Regions from separate parts of the Homo sapiens genome. Here region 1 is linked to region 2. Evidence: chromatin contacts called from ENCODE Hi-C or POLR2A ChIA-PET data. All regions are on one chromosome and are shown on one strand. Each heading gives the region's core, a stretch centred on a gene start or an enhancer-like site at or near the end of the contact. The rest is flanking DNA. Distances are from core to core; before and after follow the strand shown.

Region 1 (6,609 bases), core at 3,479-5,978, 360 kb before region 2:
TAGGATTTTTCTCTTTTTTTCTATGTGGCCTTCTTATGAAAGATGAGAAGGATTTATTCTCCAAAACTGACTCCCAGAGTACACATGGGGTTCACACAGCCCAGTCTCTTATACTTCATTTCTGTATCTGTTGTCCTTTCATGAAGCCTGGCATTTCCTGCCATGGTCTGCAGATACTGCAAGTCCTCTATTACATAAACACTCCATTTTTGTCACAATGGCAAGAAAGACAACAAACACACTAATATCTTGATTCAGGTTTGAAACAAAGGGTCTTCTGATTCTCTGCCAAGACCCATGACTCCTCAATCAATCCCATCAAGTGAAGCTCTGCACATTCACTTCTATAAAAGTAAATCTATGTCTTGTAAGGAAGAGGCCATTTCAAGAAAAGGTTCTTAGATGCTATAAAAATCATTGCCATGGGTCCAGGGAGCACCTTACCGAACTCCACGTCAGAAAGGTCTCCCCCATTGGGAAAGTCTCGAGAAGTGTTCCTAGTTGACAGCTTGCTGCCACTCGATCGGGAGTCAGAGGCACAAGCTTTGGCTACTGACTGTACCAGATGCTCATCATCTGCATTTCGCCAGCCCCACCAGCTAACCTCTGGCTGTCCACAGCGGGCAATGACAGCTCCATTGCTCTGGTGCCTGTGTGAGGAACAAGAGACAACAACTGTACCCATTCAGATGCTCTCTGTACTCACACAAAATAGATTTTAAGTGCCTTAATGAACAGTCTAATTCTAGGTAAGTGTTGGGTCAGCTTCAAGTCCTCTCAGTATTAAAGAGGGTAGAAATCTTACACAACCAACAAGAACAAACAACAAAACCTGTGTGTCTTTCTCAATTACCATAACATCACGGAGATCCCTGTAAAGTTACCCAAAAAAATGACTAACAGGGGTCAGGCATGGAGGCTCACTCTGCAATCCCAGCACTTTGAGAGGCTGAGGCAGGAGGATCACTTGAGCCCAGGAGTTCAAGACCAGCCTGAGCAACATAGCAAGACCCCATCTTTACAAAAAAGTTTTTACAAATTAGCCAGGCATGGTAGCACATGCCTGTAGTCGCAGCTACTCAGGAGGCTGAGGTGGAAGGATCCCTTGAACCCAGAAGGCTGAAGTTGCAGAAAGCTATGATTGTGCCACTGCACTCCAGCACTCCAGCTTGGGTGACAGAGCAAGACCCCATTTCCAAAAAACAAAAAAGAATTAATGTGTACTCTTAGTGAAAATAAATCAATATTCGTAACTTAAATCTATAGGTACTACACTAATTCTGCTACCCAATAGTGAAATCTGCTACCTTCTTAATGCTGAACCAAGAGCCCGCCTCTGGGAATAAAACATTTACCTGGCCCACAGTGAACTGCTTTACAAAATCTCCTGAGATTTCATGAGTCACAGACTGCTCTTATAATAGGCAGATAGCTCAATGAGCCAGCTACCCTTCCTAGGGCTCTTAAGAAAGAGAAGAAGAGCATCAACCTCAGAAAACCATACTCTGACATATCCTTTTCCAATAAGACAGACCAGAAATCACAGTCTACTTTAAGGTGCTATTAAAACCCAGACTTTTCCTAGTTAGGCAATTTTAACTGATAAAAAGTTAGAAAAATTCTATTACTTGGCAGTAAAGAGGAATAAAGTTCTGATACAGGCTAGGACACTGATGAACCTCAAATATGTTATGACAAGTGAAAGAAGTCAGTCACAAAAGGCAACTTATTGTACGACAATTAACATGAAGTATCCAGAATAGGCGAATCTATAAAGATGGAAGTAGATTTCTGCATGTAGTGACTATTATAAACTCGTAGTTACTTAAGGGAGCTTGCCTAATTCTAAGTTGGGGTTACTTAAAACGAGTATGTTTCTATATAAAACTGAAGCACTCTATGTTTTACTAGCAGGGGCTTCATCCATTGGACATCTTAATTATTCAGGGCTAGGGTGGCTGGGTGCCCTGTGAATGGGTTTTTTGGGACGATGAAAATGTACTGTAATTTGTTTTTACTCCTAAAACTCACAAATAAGTTAAATTTGGCACTAATCAAATTCCACTGAAATCACCAGTTTGCTTGTAGTTTTTAAAGCCTCCCTCCCTGGGAGACAAGTAGCTGTAAGTACTTGTGTATTGCCAACATGCTCAACTGGCTCACGTGCTGAATGGGGCCAAAATAGAAATAAAACCTCAATGATTCTTTATAAAATGTCTCCTAGCAAATAACAGGCAACCACTGAGCTGAATGACTCCAAACCCTGCACAAGAGGCTGGTTGGGCCTTTCCTGAACATCCTCCTCTTCTTCAATGCTTCCCAGCAGTGCCCAAGAGGAGCAGTAGATGGCGCTCTTCAGCCTGGATCTTGGGTTTTAGGGGACACTGCATTATAGTAGCTATTAGATTTCAACTGGACTATTGCAATAAACAATTATGTTTTCTGCAGTCTTCTAAAATGCTTCAGACTACATGAAAGATAATTCAAACACTACAGTTAAAAATCACTAAAGGAATGCATTTCTATCACTAACAGAACCAGGCAAAGTATAAAAATTATGATGTCCAACAGATAAAGCCCTCCCTACTAAAACACAGAATGCTTCAATTTTATATAGGAACAGAATTGTCTTAAGTAACCTCAACTTAGATTTAGGCAAGCTCCCTTAAGTAACTAGGAGTTTAGAATAATCACCACATGCACAAAGGAAAAAGCTGTGAACTGCACTACAGATGGGTGCCCTTTACATCATCTTGCTATGTTAGAGCAATCTCTACCTTCAGTTATAAATCCAATTAAGTGCTCTCTCATCACAGTAGGACAAAGCCCTAATCAAGCGCTGGTTCAGCATGGTGCTGTCAAGTAACTGCTGCTGGCAACCTCAGGAATCATGACCCAATCTACAGACAACTAAATTCAGGAAATGGATGTCAAGAGTTCCAGGCATCCTGCCACCTAGGCTGGCAAAGCAGAGCATGGTGGAGGATCCGATTCTTCCACACGCCCCTTACAAAGCTCCCAAATACTACAGCAACCCAGTCTGCATCTCAGCGATACAAGACACATGTTCTGAGACAGAGCCCAGTTCCAGGAAACCTGCCTGATTTTGCATGGATGACTACACCAAGAACTTTGTGATCTTTTGAAAGACTTTCTCTGAAAAACTGCAAATAAAATTTTTCATTTATATATCCTCTTGTATCTCTAGAAAAAGGGGGGGAAAACCTAGGGTGCATGCCCTCTAGAATTAATTTTAGAAGGTGCATGCCCTCTAGAATAAAATTTAGAAAAAAAGGAAGTTTTTCTTCAACCAGCCCTCTTAAGCTTCTCTTCCCAAAGGGAGAATTCACCTAAAGCCTCTTATTTTGCAAATAAGAGTACCTTCCCCCTTTTGGTCAAAGTCAGCAAGCCCCACAGATGCCAGGGCTGCTGACCTAACACAGTTGTTGGCCAGAGCAGCAACTGGCTGCTTTCCCCATTCCAGCTGAGCTGATCATTGATAAGACTCATAAATCCCTTCAGCTTTCACTACTCTCTAGTTCCTGTAGCATCCTTACCACTTGAATGACAGGTAAATTTGGTGACTGACTTTTCTAGGGGTGTCTGAAAACAACAGTGATGAGAATTGAGATTAAAAACGTAATGAGTTCCACTGGGCCAGAGCAAATACTTTTCCATCTCTCTCCATTCAGAGTGGGCATCAGAGTTTGCCTTTAGTAGACTAAATGAACAAGCTGGTTACCTCTGTAGGAATTCCACAAGGAGACAAATCCCTTCCTACAATCTCAATATTTCAGTGGAATGAAGTTTCTAACTGTAAGCCACTGGATTGGCCCAACTCAGGGAGAGTCCAAAAAGCCGGCAAACTGGGAAAATGAAATGGAGAATGTAAACATTACAAAGAGATGACATCCAAAACATTTCCAGAATAAGAAGGAAGGACTTCTTTAAAATTTAATAGGATTCTGTGAGAACTAAGATATTCAATGAATTACAAAAGCAGCACTCAAGAGATTTAACCTATTCCAAATGCTGGTACAGAAGCTCAGTGTTTATAGCCCCTCATTTAGAATCAGAACATATCTACAAAATAAGAACTACCATTCCCATTGTATTCATTAGGAACAGACTGAGGTCAGTTAGGGAACTTATTCAAGGTGCCTTAGCAAGAAGTCTAAGAATATACCTGAATTCAGATCTGTGATTCCAAAATCTGTGCTCCATCACCATGCCACCATCCCCATCTAGAACTTGCATCCCATGGCTCTCATGCCTCTGATCACTGAAATCTTCTATCTAGTCATGCCTCAGTCTTCTTCTCTAAATGCTTCCTCTCGAAACAGAGTTCTTCCACATGTCAAAGTTTCAACCACAAAGACAATCAGAGCCAACTCGACCCTATATTCCCAAAGATCACTTTCTAAGACTCATCTCTCAATCCAAAAGCCCTGCTAACAGCTGAAGCTAAATGCTTAGTAAGCACATTATCTTCTCACAGAATGTAAGAAGGATATTGAAATAGCAAGTCCAGCCACTTTACAACTAAAACTTTCTTATCTGTTTCAAATGAACAACCAGCTAGTGTTCTGAATGCAGTCAGTACTGATGTGTTACTGGAGGAGAAGCTTTAACAATAAGGAAGTACAGCCTTGCCTAGAAAGTTCTCTGAACTCTCCCCACCCTTCCCAGGTTAGCAGCAGCAGAGGCAGCAGACCATATGCAGCAGGCAGCAGCACCAGCCCAAGCTGGGACTGGTCCAGTTTAACTTACCTGTAGATGACGGCAGGGATGCGCTTCCAGGACCTGAAACTTGATACACTTTCCAGTTCTTTGTCAGTGATCCAGGCAGGCACTATGAGCTCTTGAGGATAGCTACCACATAATCTAAAGAGAAGATGAGAAGTGGGGAGAGTCAAGGGGATAAGAGAGGGAGAGAGAAAACGGGAGAGAGAGAGAGACACTAGGTGAGCCAGCATAAGGATGATGATCTCACTGCCACAGAACCAGTTAAAGGCAATGAGGCGCTTTATTCGAGTTTTGGACTCCTCAACAGAATGGGTTACCATAAGTGTGTTTTGTTTTGTTTTGTTGCCTTAAATGTTTACTTATGTGTATACAACAAATGATACTATCTTGAATTGTTCCACTTGATGCTACCTTTTGGGAATCTGGCAATCTTAACTATCAATGAAAAAAAGGGGAGTCGAGGGTCAGCTCTTTATACTCCATTACAACTCTTCTGCTGTAACAAGTACATAGGTTATTTCTAACTACATGAGCGCCCAGTCCAATTACAGAACTGAGAGTCCGTGTCAGTTCTACCAGACCCTCAGGGAAGGAAAAAAGCCCACAATTGCAAGTTTCCAGAGACTTCACAGGATTAACTCATTCTTTGATTTGAACCAAACAGGGTGTCATCCTTATAGGTAACAGGTGCAGCCATGGGTATGCAAAACCAACACAAGCCAGTCTATCTGCATACACAGCCTCAGTCCCATTGAACCAGGTTAGTAATGTGACTAAGCTATTAACCATAATTTCCATAAAACATACTTCAGAACAAATTATACTGGGGGCGGGGGGATAAGCTTTCTTTTAATTAGGGAAGATCCCAGCTACAGTCAAGCCGGTATCCTAGGAAGCAATACTTCCGATAGATTTTTACTTACAGGACAATGTCTCTCTCTGGATAATCCAATCTTCTTTTTTCAATAGTGAAGGCAATAAGGCCTTTAATCCAAATCCTAAAACACACAAACTCCACCAACACCACCAACCCCCTGCCCTAGCCTATCCTATACATAGCAGAAAGCGCAGAAAAACACAAAATGGCTTAGGATTTGGGGGTTTTGATCATTTTGCACTAAATCTCTCCTCAATTTCCAGAAGAGGAGACTTCTGGAATTTTCAGGAATTTAAAAGCCACTGAACAAAAGAGAATGGCTATGACTAAGAGTAGCTATACAAACTTCCTAACACCTATTCACAAACTCCTAAAAATAAGCTGGGAGCCAGTAATGATGGTTAATATCTAACCATGAATCTCATTCCCTTTATTATGTATTAAACTCAAGAGTAAACTTGGCTCTCACTCTTCTACCTTTGTAGTAGGAAGAACTTTCAACATCCTGTTGTTTCCCACCACCCCCCATTTTGTTTTATGGTGGTGATAACATCCTAAAGACTGGTTCTGAGGTATAACTGGTAAACTCCTTGAGACAGTTGTTCTGTTACCCGGGCTAGAGAGCAGTGGAGCGGTCATGGCTCACAGCAGCCTCGACCTCCTGGGCTCAAACAACTCTTCTACTTCAGCCTCCCCAGTAGCTGGGACTACAGGCATGCACCACCATGCCCAACTAATTTTTTTTTCTTTGAGATGGAGTCTCGCTCTGTCGCCCAGGCTGGAATGCAGTGGCATGATCTCGGTTCATTGCAAGCTCCACCTCCCGGGTTCACGCCATTCTCCTGCCTCAGTCTCCTGAGTAGCTGGGACTACAGGCGCCCGCCACCACGCTGGCTAATTTTTTTGTATTTTTAGTAGAGACGGGGTTTCACTGTGTTAGCCAGGATGGTCTCGATCTCCTGAGCTCGTGATCCACCCGCCTCGGC
Region 2 (2,871 bases), core at 1-2,500:
AGTCCACAAGTCCCATAACATCTCACTTTCTGGGGCAAGTCTCTCTGAAGTACAGAAAACCCAAAGAAAGAGAAGATAGGAGTGATCCCATGACCCAAATTAACGCCCAGGAAAAATACATTTTTCTTCTTTGAGCCTACCTTGGCCTGGACGGCGTAAGAAGCCAGGAGCACAGAAGCCTCAGGAGGGCAGTAGATCTTTTCATCTAAAATCTGCTTCTTTACCTGAAAGGAGCAACAAGGGAGACATGATACTCTGTGAGTGGAAGTGAGGTGTGTAGGCTGATCACAACAGATGGCCTCACGGCGTTCTAATGAGGGCTGCCAGAGCAGCCTGTTAATAATTTTCTGACAAAGGGTACAATTTTTTTTTTACTGATGCAGACAGGTGGAGAGTTCAGTCACAGAAGTTACTGGTATGACGGCTATGCATAAAAACCCCTTATCTCTTCTCTTCATGATCAATGCTGAAGAGTAAAAACGGTCTCTGTAGTTACAACAGAGGCTGTGTGACAGAGCGCTATGAACTCAAGAAGTGTCAAGAGCAGCTCTGGGGATGACTACAGCCTCAGCCCCTTTGAATATGCATGGCCCCAGAGGAAATGGATCTACTTTTAAGTATTAACACAAGACAAAAGTCACCAAGGCCACTGAGTTATGATTGCAGAAAAAACCATCACTCTCAACGTGCTGCTCTAAGGGAAAAGGAAGCAATAAAATTTGATCGATTCAACTTTTAAGTACACGTGAGGTCCAGGAAATATAATTCTTAAGCCATAATGTTGAATTAACATATTTCATTGCACTTAATTTTCTTAGAATGGTGCAACTTGGGATGTTCCAGACACAGAAGCAAGACAACTGCATGACGTGGCAGGGGGACACTGAAATAAACACAGCAGGAAAGCCAGCTCTCCTCTCACAGATGTCAACAGTCACCGGATTCATAAAAGCAGTAAATTTTGCCTTGCTCAGTCATAAAAATGCCTTAACATTTCAGTATGGGGAAAATCAAGTCAGTCACACAAGAGACAGGCAGTGCTTCCAAGTACTTACAAGAAAGCCATTTCTATAACATTAGGACATTCTGGGACCTAGGAGATTGTTAGGTGTTTACGTTCAAACACAAAAATTCTTCTTAGGTTTTAAAAGTGATTTTACATTCTTAGAGAGAAAATGAAACCTGAGATGTTTCTCAAGCAGTGCAACTTTCTAATCCCTTGGTTTCATTTCCAAAGAGAGGGGGGAAAAAGCAACGCTATAGAAAAACTGCAAGAACATCCCTTTTCTTTTGAGAAGGAGTTTCACTCTGGTTGCCCAGGCTGGAGTGCAATGGCGCAATCTCGGCTCACTGCAACCTCCACCTCCCGGGTTCAAGTGATTCCCCTGCCTCAGTCTCCCAAGTAGCTGGGATTACAGGCATGTGCCACCATGCCCGGCTAATTTTGTATTTTTAGTAGGGACGGGGTTTCTCCATGTTGGTCAGGGTGGTCTCAAACTCCTGACCTCAGGTGATCCACCCGCCTCGGCCTCCCAAATTGCTGGGATTACAGGCATGAGCCACCACGCCCAGCCTAAGAGTGTCCCTTTGATCTGCAAACATCAGAAATAAATTTGTCACCTCTTTTGCGCGTGCACACACACACACACACACACACGCCCCCCAGACCTTTTTTAAAAAGAATTTAGGGGGTTTTATTATATTTAACTTAATATTTGCTGACCACAATATACTGAGGCTGAAATTAATTACAGGAGGGCTATGTGACAGACTACCCAACTATCTCTGGGAAATCATGTAATTAATGCCCCTACTGCCATCTTTTACATTACTGAAACCTTTGAGCACACAAATAGCCCCAGTGCCAATCACTGCAACTGGCCATGAAACTGGGGAGCCACTCTGACCTGCAGTAAGAACATAAGTGAAACTGATAAGGTTTTCATCCTCAGACCAGTTCCCCTCCCTGTGCCTCTGGATGGTCAACCTGTAATTGTGAATTTCTTAATTTCTTCAATTCGGTGGGACAATTACTTATGGAATGCCTACTGTGTACTTAATGAGGCTTGCCTTTAAGGGGCTTACAATCTAATGAGGAATTAAGGAAGAAATAGGACAATTAGAGACACAGCATAGCATGAAGCACGATGTCTGAAGTACCACATATGGGGGACAAACCAAGTGTCACTAGAGCTCTGAAGTCCTCTTTTTTTTTTTTTTTTTTTTTTTTTAAGACAGAGTCTCACTCTGTCACCCAGGCTAGAGTGAAGTGACTCAATTTTGGCTCACTGCAACCTCCGCCTCCTGGGTTCAAGTGATTCTCCTGCCTCAGCCTCCTGAGTAGCTGGGATTACAGGCATGCATCACCATGCCTGGCTAATTTTTGTATTTTTAGTAGACATGGAGTTTCACCATGTTGGTCAGGCTGGTCTTGAACTCCTGACCTCGTGATCTGCCCGCCTCAGCCTCCCAAAGTGCTGGGATTACAGGGGTGAGCCAACCCGCCCGGCTGAAGTCCTTTTTTTTTTTTTTTTTTTTTTTTTTGAGACGGAACCTCACTCTGTTGCCCAAGCTGGAGTGCAGTGGCGCGATCTTGGCTCACTGCAACCTCCATCTTCCAGGTTCAAGTGATTCTCCTGCCTCAGCCTCCCGAGTAGCTGGGACTACAGGCACCTGCCACCACACCCGGCTAATTTTTGTATATTTAGTAGAGACGGGGTTTCACCATGTTAGCCAGATGGTCTCGATCTCCTGACCTTGTGATCTGCCCGCCTCGGCCTCCTAAAGTGCTGGGATTACAGGCCTGAGCCACCATGCCCGGCCAGTCCTCTCTTAATGAGAGCAGATTTTAAACTTTTGGAAGAACTACTG

The links. Hi-C counts contacts between places; a loop is a spot of excess contacts on that map. ChIA-PET counts read pairs that join two places held with the same protein, here RNA polymerase II (POLR2A). Pooled maps may share reads with other maps.
Region 1: a loop to region 2 is called in a map of PC-9, with 7 times the contacts of the local background. The contact joins two enhancer-like sites. A Hi-C loop is called at or near these places in 48 of 168 maps with a recorded cell type or tissue (A673, B cell, CD14-positive monocyte and 40 more), 34 of 37 single-sample maps with no recorded cell type and 41 of 50 pooled maps. POLR2A ChIA-PET finds 5 or more read pairs at or near these places in 1 of 52 experiments (CD4-positive, alpha-beta T cell).

The regions. Positions count from the first base shown.
Region 1 is chr22:30,001,155-30,007,763 of GRCh38, reverse strand. MTMR3 (myotubularin related protein 3) reads right to left here. Exons shown (of 20, transcript NM_021090.4): 9 at 4,771-4,884; 10 at 445-650. MIR6818 (microRNA 6818) reads right to left here and starts at 715; the gene lies at 651-715. Within about 2 kb of position 4,728, at least 2 of the 41 ENCODE cell types and tissues checked have a DNase peak (open chromatin) inside an H3K27ac peak, as active enhancers do.
Region 2 is chr22:29,639,555-29,642,425 of GRCh38, reverse strand. NF2 (NF2, moesin-ezrin-radixin like (MERLIN) tumor suppressor) reads right to left here. Exons shown (of 16, transcript NM_000268.4): 4 at 141-224. Among named protein-coding and RNA genes, the nearest start is that of NF2, 37 kb to the right of the region's middle. Within about 2 kb of position 1,250, at least 2 of the 41 ENCODE cell types and tissues checked have a DNase peak (open chromatin) inside an H3K27ac peak, as active enhancers do.